Linked DNA regions of Homo sapiens: region 1 is linked to region 2. Evidence: read pairs that join two places in POLR2A ChIA-PET (ENCODE). Cell type or tissue: OCI-LY7. All regions are shown on one strand. Each heading gives the region's core, and the rest is flanking DNA. Links, peaks and the distances in the headings are about the cores only.

Region 1 (4,401 bases), core at 224-4,223, 120 kb before region 2:
ACATACAATGATGTTTCTACTCTTTGTAAAAGCCAAAATCTGGAAAAAGTTTAAATGTCCTCATCAGTAGGGTATTCATACAGCGTTTTGTTTCTTGGAATAAACAGTAAGTATGAGATGAGAAAGCTGAGGACACAAGAATGATGAAATTTGTCCCAGGTCACAGAGCCAGCAAGTGGTGAAGGTAACACACAAGCCAGGATGTCCTGGCTCCAGACACACTGCCGCCTTAGAAAAGGAGAGTGTTGTCAAATGTTGCCAAGAAACAACACATTAAAATTGATCATGCCGTGCCTTTCTGCTGCAAATTTTGCCATTTTTCATCATGTATGTTTCAACTCTCAAATTTCAGGATTATGGCAGGATGCCATGAACAACCCTCCAAATGAAACAACTAAATACAAAATAAAATGCATACTTTATGAAACATTTTCTTAAATTAATTTCAAGGCACAAAAGAAGGAATTTGCAGAGCCAAAGGAAAGGAAGGGTGGTGAGGAGGAATGAGGGGACAAGAATCCTGAAAGGAGAACAGCAAAGAAAACTTCCTCAAGGCCACCTGCAATTCCCTGGAGACCTCAAGTTTCTACACAAAGGGCATCAGGTGTGTGGAAAAGGAGAGGTAGAACAGAGGAGACAGTGCACACAGATAGCTGGAGGCCCCAGTGATGTGGCTCCCAGTGTGGGTGAAGAAGAAATCACCTATGCCTGGTGAAGAACTTGATCATCTCTACCTTGACAATTGAAGGAAGTAAAATTGCCGCTGATAATTTGTAAGCCCAAGGTACCCCCAAGCTGTTTTTGGACTGAATCATACTATTTTTGTGGTACAAAAGCTTTAAGTAAACAAATTACAGTGGCTTCTGGTAGGTAGCACCACCATGGTACCCACAGGAGTGAATGCAAACCCTCTGAAGGATAAAATTACACCCAGGACCTCACATGGTGCTACTGAGAGCTTCTCCATAACCAAGGAGCTCAGAATTAAAATACACACAAGCACACACACAGAAACAAGAGAACAAGAGTAACCACTAAATGCACAGAAACATAGCATAAAACTTCCAAATAAACACAGGGGGAAAATGGAATGAGGGAAAAGAATAATTCCAAATGATCTTTAAATTCAAGAAAGTGTTCCCAGACAAAACCAAGGGTCAGGCTGTTTATTCTTGTGGACCAATAACAAGATGCAGATGAACTGGGAAAGGAGGGAGTTTATTTCTGTAATCAATTAGAGGGAGAAAGCCTGGAAATTATCACCAGATCAACTCAAAATTACAAAGTTTTCCAGAGCTTATATACCTTCTAAGCTATATGTTTATCTGTTAATGTGCATGCATCTAAATACATAAGCAATTAACTTCTTCTAATCTATAACTAAGATCCGAGTCCTCAAGACCTTCCTCTGGAGCCTCAGTAAATTTACTTAATCTAAATGAGTCCAGGTGCTGCGGTGATTACCCTTATCTTGTCTCCTGCTAAATCATGGAGGTTTGGGGAGTTCCTTCAGACCCCCAATAAAATTTGTTTAATCCTAACCACTTAAGCTGAGTAGCTTAACCACTCAGTCAGTGCTGAAACATCTGTTATGGAGGCCTGCCTGTTCAGCCGTTAGGGAGACCTGGCCTGCCCCAGGAATAAGAGCAAGAGCATATATAGAATATACAATGAAAATTTTTTAAAATTCCACTATCAAAATAATCACAATTAATGTAATTGACTCAATGCTTCAATTTATTTAAGATCCCTGTCAGAAAAGAAAAATAATTAATCGGAGAAGATTGAACAAAATTACATTTAGTTACATATACAAAAACTGTCCAAAAGAATTTGCAGGCATAATATCAGAATTAAAAGGGAGTTTAGCAAATTGGCTGAATACAGAATCAATAAATTTAGATTGAATGTACCCTTATACGTAAGCATCTGTCTGAAATTTTAATTTAAGAAGTTACTCTTACAATAGCAATAAAAAATAAGCCTCTACAGAGAAAATTATGAAACTTTATTAAAAGTCATTTCAGAAGACCTAAATCATTTGAGCAATAAATATACCATATTCAAAAATAGAAAGACTCACCACCAGAGGTTGATTTTCCCCTAATCAATCCATAAATTCAATCCAAGTCCACAAAGTCCTGATAAAACATTTATGAGCAGGACAGACAGATTCTAAAATTGATAAGGAAGAGCAAAGTGCTAGGAAGGCCATAGATAATTTTGGGAAAAAAAATAAGAGAAATATAGAGTGTCTTTTCCCTGCCAGATATTAAGACCTACTATATTATAGAACTATTATGTTATATTATATGAGCATATTATAATAGTATATTAATAAGCTGGGAACAGTGGCTCACGCCTGTAACCTCAGCACTTTGGGGGGCCGAGGCGGGCAGATCACTTGAGGTCAGGAGTTCAAGACCAGCCTGGCCAACATGGTGAAACCCCGTTTCTACTAAAAATATTAAAATTAGCTGTAAATCACTTGAACCCAAGAGGTGGAGGTTGCAGTGAGCTGAGATCATGCCACTGCACTCCAGCCTGGGCAACAGAGCGAGACTCCATCTCAAAAAAAAAAAAAAATAAGATAATAATAATAGTATATTAATTAATACAATGGGACTTTGATTCAGGAAATAAATTGACCTAAAACAAAAATAAAAAGTCTGTAAATAGACCCACAAACCTATATAGAAACTTGATCAATGAAAGAGGTGGCCTTATGAGTAAAAAATAGAGCTAAAATAGTTGTTTATTTGTATGGAGAAAAAGTGCATTTTGATCCCTAACTGACATCTTCATAAAAGTATATGAAAAGACATTCAACATGGATCACAAACTCAAATACGGAATGAAAAAATTTCCAATGCTAGTGCGAGCTGGATCTGTGTCCCTGCCCAAATCTCATGTTGAATTGCAATCCCCAATGTTGGAGGTGAGGCCTGTGGGAGGCAATTGGATCACGGCCATGGATCCTCTATGAATGGTTTAGAACCAGCCCTTTGGTGCAGCTCTCATGATAAGAGTTCCTGTGAGATCTGGATGTTTAAAAGTGTGCAGTACTTCCCCAACTCTCTTTCTCCTGCTCTGGCCCGGTAAGACGTGCCTGCTTCTCCTTTGCCTTCCACCATGATTGAAAGTTCCTGAGGTCTCCCTGGAAGCCAACCAAATGCTGCCATGCTTCCTGTACAGCCTGCAGAACCATGAGCCAATTAAACCTCTTTTTATAATTTACCCAGTCTCGGGTATTTTTTTTTTTTTACAGCAGTGCAAGAATGAACTAATACAAATGCTCACAAATAAATACAGGAGAATGTCAACTTTTGAGAATTCCTGGAAGAAGTACTTTTCTTCTTTTGAGAAAAAGAATATTTTTCTTCTTTCTTTTCTTCCTTCTCATTTGGAAAGAAGGCAATTTGGCATTGTTGTGTAAGGTTGAGAAGGTGCACTCCAGCAATGTCGCACCTGCGATGGACAGTAGATTCTCACACATATTTACAAAGTGATGTGTAAAAAAATGTTCACACAGGCATTGCTGGAAATAGCTAAAAGTAATAATTAACACAACAATCGGAATATTAGGAAGAGAGGGATACTATTCTTCCAGGAGAACTCCAACATAGTGTAGAGTTTCACTGAAAAGGCACAGAAAGAAAAGAAAACAATAAAAAAATTGATTCATCCACATGAAACCAATAAAATTTATTTTTAAAAATAACATAAAAATAGGCCAGGCATAGTGGCTCATGCCTGTAATCCCAGCACTTTGGGAGGCTGAGGTGGGCCAATTGCTTGAGGCCAGGAGATCGAAACCAGCCTGGCCAACCTGGTAAAACCCCATCTCTACTAAAAATACAAAGATTAGCCAGGTGTGGTGGTGCACATCTGTAATCCTAGCTTCCTAAGAGGTCGAGGCGCAATAATTGCTTAAACCTGAGAGGCAGAGCCTACAGTGAGCTGAGATCTCGCCACTGCACATCAGCCTAGGTGACAGAGCAAGACTCTGTCTCAAATGAATAAATAAGCAAAGACAGCCTGGAAGAAAATATATTTAATGCCCTAAAGAAAAGTTTAACAACAAATTAATATGAAGACTTTCAAAAATGATTTTTTTAAAGGAAGCAACATGTGTAGGATAACTAAAGAGTCAATTCACAAGAAAAGCAAATGACCAGTAAAAATATTTTTTAAAAGGTCAACCACACTGATAATCAATGAAATGAGCATTTCAATAATCACATAGCATTTCTTACTCATCAGACCGAAAACAAATTATAAGTCAGAGAATCCCAAGTGTCAAAGAGGATGTGTAGCAGCTTGAACGCATGAATGCCTGCAGCAAGCACATGAATTGGTGCCACCATTTGGAAAGAAGGCAATTTAGCACTGTTGTGTAAG
Region 2 (4,401 bases), core at 322-4,321:
AGGGCAAAGGTTGTATAGTCAGCTTTAGTCCTGGCATAGGGGAAATGGACTATGGAAGTCTAGTTGGAAGAGAAGATTGAAACATGCCAGTAAGTGCAAAAGGATACAGTATAATTTAAATAAAACACATGGAAGACATGAGGATGCTAGTGGGATATGATGGGCTCATCCATTTCTGCAGGCTCCAGGAGGGTGGCTGGCAGGGCTTCTTTGGTGTGGGGCAGAAAGAATCAAAGCCTGTAGAATAAATCTGACTCCGTTCTAGATTTAACTCCTCATGGTGTATCACGTGCAAGGTGAAGCCTGACTGGCACTAGGGAGGATTTTGAGGTAAGGAAGCATTGTCTTTGGTTCAGTCCAAGCCCTCACTGACTTTCCACCATCTTCAGGTGGGGGTGGGCATGTCCGTCTGTCTCCCAGCCTCATGCACACACATGTGTGCACACACATGCACACACATGCATGCCTTCTTATGAAGTGTGGGTCTGGCTGCCCGTGCTTTTTCCTTCATCTCACCATGACTTATCCTTCCCTCTTCTATTCAAAGTTCCCACTTGAGAGGGTCCAGTTGCCCTGGGCACCCCTCCACACTCCCCACTCATGACTGAAATTAGTTACAGTGGCTTTGGTATACTGTCATCCCCTTTCACCAGTGAAGAACTCTATTGCTATAGTGCCCAGGTCACACAAAGCTGGGCCGGGTCGCCAGCGTTCCCGATTCTCACCTCTGTGTCCCTGGGTTTCCTGCTCTCTGGCCCAGTGGAACCACCTCCACGGGGTACCATTCCTTTCCAGCCTTGTCTTTTGTTCATTGGCAATGATGTTAACAAATTAAATAGGGGAATATTTGTTCATCTAATTTATTGGTAAAAAGGCTAGAACAAGCTTATCCAACCCATGACCCATAGGCCACATGTGGTCCAGGATAGCTATGAATGTGGCCCAACTAAAATTTGTAAGCTTTCTTAGAACATTATGAGATTTCTTTCCCTTCTTTTCTGTAGTTCATCAGCTATCATTAGTATTAGTATATTTTATATGTGGCCCAAGACAATCCTTCTTTTATCAGTGTGGCCCAGGGAAGCCAAAAGATTGGACACCCCTGGGCTAGAGCAATAAAATGGGCACATCAGATTTGTGTCCACAACAGCTGACACAGTGGTTTCCAGTCAGGGGTAAGTTACCCTTAGGGAACACTTGGCAATATCTGGAGACGATGTTTGGCTGTCATGATTGGGGAATGGGGTGCTACTGGCATCTAGTGGGGAGAGGCCAGGGATGCTGCTCAATAGTCTGTACTAGATGAGACAGCCCCCGACCCTACACACATAACAGAGAAGGATCCAGCCCAAATGTCAAGAGTGCCAAGGTTGAGTAACCCCGAGCTAATGTGATGAATGGTGCCAGATGGAAATGGGTGGGACCATCATAAGGAGGGGGAACAGGGTAAAGGCAACCATCTTAATTTGTAAATTGAGTGTGGGGGATGTGTTTTGACCACATGCTTTTGAAAAGGGAAGCTGTTCATTCTCCAGAAGCCCAGCGGAGATGTTGGATGGATGGGGCCACCCATAGCTGCATTCATGGACAGCTGGACACGGGCCCAGGAAATCTTGGCAGCGTCACTGGGGCCGGTGCACTTTTAAGAGGAGCTTGGGTGATATGAAATTGTTTGGACAAAATGAGTGAGAGGTCTTGAAATAATGTCAAGGCAGGAAGAATGCATTGACTTGGAGTGGCTGCCAAGAGCAAGCATTTGCAGGTTGTTTTGGGGAAGCAGAACTGGCTGTGTTCTCTTTGTCCTGTGCACAGTTGGAAGACGGGAAATGGAGGAGGAGAGATGGGGAAGGAGAGATGGGGAATCAGATAAGAAAGTGTTTTCCAACAGAAGCATCGGCACACATTGGAGTGAGTTCCCTTCCCTTAAGAGGCCAGGAGCTTATGTAGGAACCAAGCTCCATCTGAAGCAGCCACAGGGCTGGAGCATCTCGCAGATTAGTTGCCAGGGTTCTCTGATTCTGGCCCTGTTAGCCTCCATCTGGACACACAGCAATTGCATGTTTAGCATTTTTATTACAAAAGCAACATACAATTTTGACCCTTGAACGTTACAGGTTTGAACCATGTGGGTTCACTTATATGCGGATTTTTTTTCAACAAAAATATTGGAAAAAAGTTTTGAAGGTTTTTGACAATTTTAAAAACTTGCAGATGAACTCCATAGCCCAGAAATATAAAAAATGTTGGCCGGGCGCTGTGGCTCACGCCTCTAATCCCAGCACTTTGGGAGGCTGAGGAGGGCAGATCACGAGGTCAGGAGATCGAGATCATCCTGGCTAACAAGGTGAAACCCCGTCTCTACTAAACATACAAAAGTTAGCCAGGCGTGGTGGTGGGCACCTGTAATCCCAGCTACTTGGGAGGCTGAGGCAGGAGAACAGCGTGAACTGGGGAGGCGGAGCTTGCAGTGAGCCGAGATTGTGCCACTGCACTCCAGCCTGGGCAACAGAGCGAGACTTCATCTCAAAAAAAAAAAAAAAAAGTTAAGAAAAAGTTAAGTGTATATTGAATGCACAAAATATATGTAGTCTATTTTTTCATTTACTACCATAAAATGTGTACAACTCTATTATTAAAATTAAAATTTATCAAAACTTACACATAAATACTTATATGCCATTCACAGTCGAGGAAAATGTAAATAAATATAAAGATGCAGTATTAAATCATAATTGCATAAAATTAACTGCAGTACACACTGTACTGCTGTAATAATTTCATAGCCACTTCCTGTTGCTATTGTGATGAGCTCGAGAGTTGCAAGTACCTGCCTAAATCACTGTGTGATGCTCATCATCTCTGTGTGAGCAGTTCATCTCTCCAGTAAATTGCATATTGCAGTAAAAAGTGATCTTTAATAAGTGATCTCTTGCAGTTCTCAAGTATTTTTCATAATGTTTAGTGCAATACCGTACAACCTGAATAACACCATGGGTCCCATGTGAAGGGTCACAGTGAGGCTGGAAGTGCTCCCAAGAAGTCATGACATTATAAGAAAAAGCTGAATTGCTTGATGAGGATTGTAGATGGAGGACTGTAGCCATGGTTGCCTGCCATTTCAGATGGATGAGTCATCTTGTAAACAGATGACAGTAAATTTATGGTATTGATAAATACAGTACAGTATTGTAAACATATATTCTATTCCTTATGATTTTCTTAATGACATTTTCTTCTCTAGCTTACCTCACTATAAGAATATAGTATATGATACATATAACATGCAAAATATGTGTTAATCAGTTATTTATGTTATAGGTAAGCCTTCTGGTCAACAGTAGACTATTAGTTAAGTTTTGGGGGAGTCAAAAGTTACACATGAATTTTTACTACAGGGTGGGTGGTCAGCATCCCCACATTGTTCAAGGGTCAGTTGTATATTCACTGTGGAAATCCTAAAAAGCAAAGAGCAACATGTTTCCATCAAGCAGGATTTTGCCAGCCTCTGGTTAAACCCTGAAGCCTGAGCAAGGCAGTGAAATCTCCAGACCTTTGGGGCTCACATTTTAGGGAAAGGGCAGGTTTGTGTTGATGCTACAAAGGTAATAGATGCTTTTGAGAAGTTAACTATGTGCGGGGGTGGCCAAGGTAGGCCGAAGCAGCACCTGAGACTGGATCATCATGATGCAACTCTCTGAGTAAAGGCCTGAGAAGGAGGAAGCCAAGCAGGAGGCAGGAGAGGCCTCAACCTGGAGGCAGAAGCACAGTGTGGTGGAGATAGTGAGCAAGGTGAGGTTGCAGGTCTCGGGCCTGGTCAAGGAGAGCCTTGTGGAGGAGCAATGAAGATTTGCGATGTGATGTGGATGGAGAGGTTCCTTGTGAGCCTCACTCCACCTTCAGGGTAGGGAATTGTCAGTAAGGAAAGGAAGGACCAGGTGAGACTTCCAATACCTGAGAGATGGCGGTGGCTTCCACGAGGGCAGCCTCAGGAGCTATGGGGAGACATGATGGCTTGGGAATATATTTTAAAGAAAAGCTACTCAGAGGACCTGGAGACCAGCTCATCTAACCTGCTTCAAGATTCTCCATCCCTGTGACTGCATCAGATGGAGCTCAGCTCCTGCACAAGCTCATGGCTTCCCTGCATCACTGTGAGTGGCCAATGCTTCTGGTAGAAAGCACATTCCTTTCTGACTTGGTGAGAGGGAAGACTCCTGAAAGCAGCCAGGGTCTCATCCTCAGCAACTGTGGTGCTCAATGTCATTTCCTCAATTAGGAGAGACTGAGGGAGGAAGAGATTTGCTGAGGGAGTGGCAGGAGGAGTCAAAAGCCTCATCTGGAGTATGTGGAGGTCAACTTGTCTGTTACACATCCAAGGGGGGACGTCAGATAAGCAGACAT

Evidence for each region. Peaks named below come from ENCODE experiments on the same cell type or tissue, not always from the same donor. Only the 100,000 strongest peaks of a DNase experiment are listed, where the experiment ranks them.
Region 1: POLR2A ChIA-PET joins it to region 2 with 6 read pairs; 2 of 35 experiments call an interaction of 5 or more read pairs at or near these places.

Annotation. Positions count from the first base shown.
Region 1 is chr9:90,713,209-90,717,609 of GRCh38, forward strand. No RefSeq gene overlaps it. Among named protein-coding and RNA genes, the nearest start is that of DIRAS2, 73 kb to the left of the region's middle. In OCI-LY7, for the core only: no CTCF peak of the experiment used is centred there; no DNase peak of the experiment used is centred there.
Region 2 is chr9:90,833,762-90,838,162 of GRCh38, forward strand. All of the region lies in intron 1 of SYK (spleen associated tyrosine kinase), which reads left to right. Among named protein-coding and RNA genes, the nearest start is that of SYK, 34 kb to the left of the region's middle. In OCI-LY7, for the core only: a CTCF peak has its summit at 1,217 (motif pointing left); a DNase peak (open chromatin) is centred at 2,820; H3K27ac peaks cover 1,234 bases.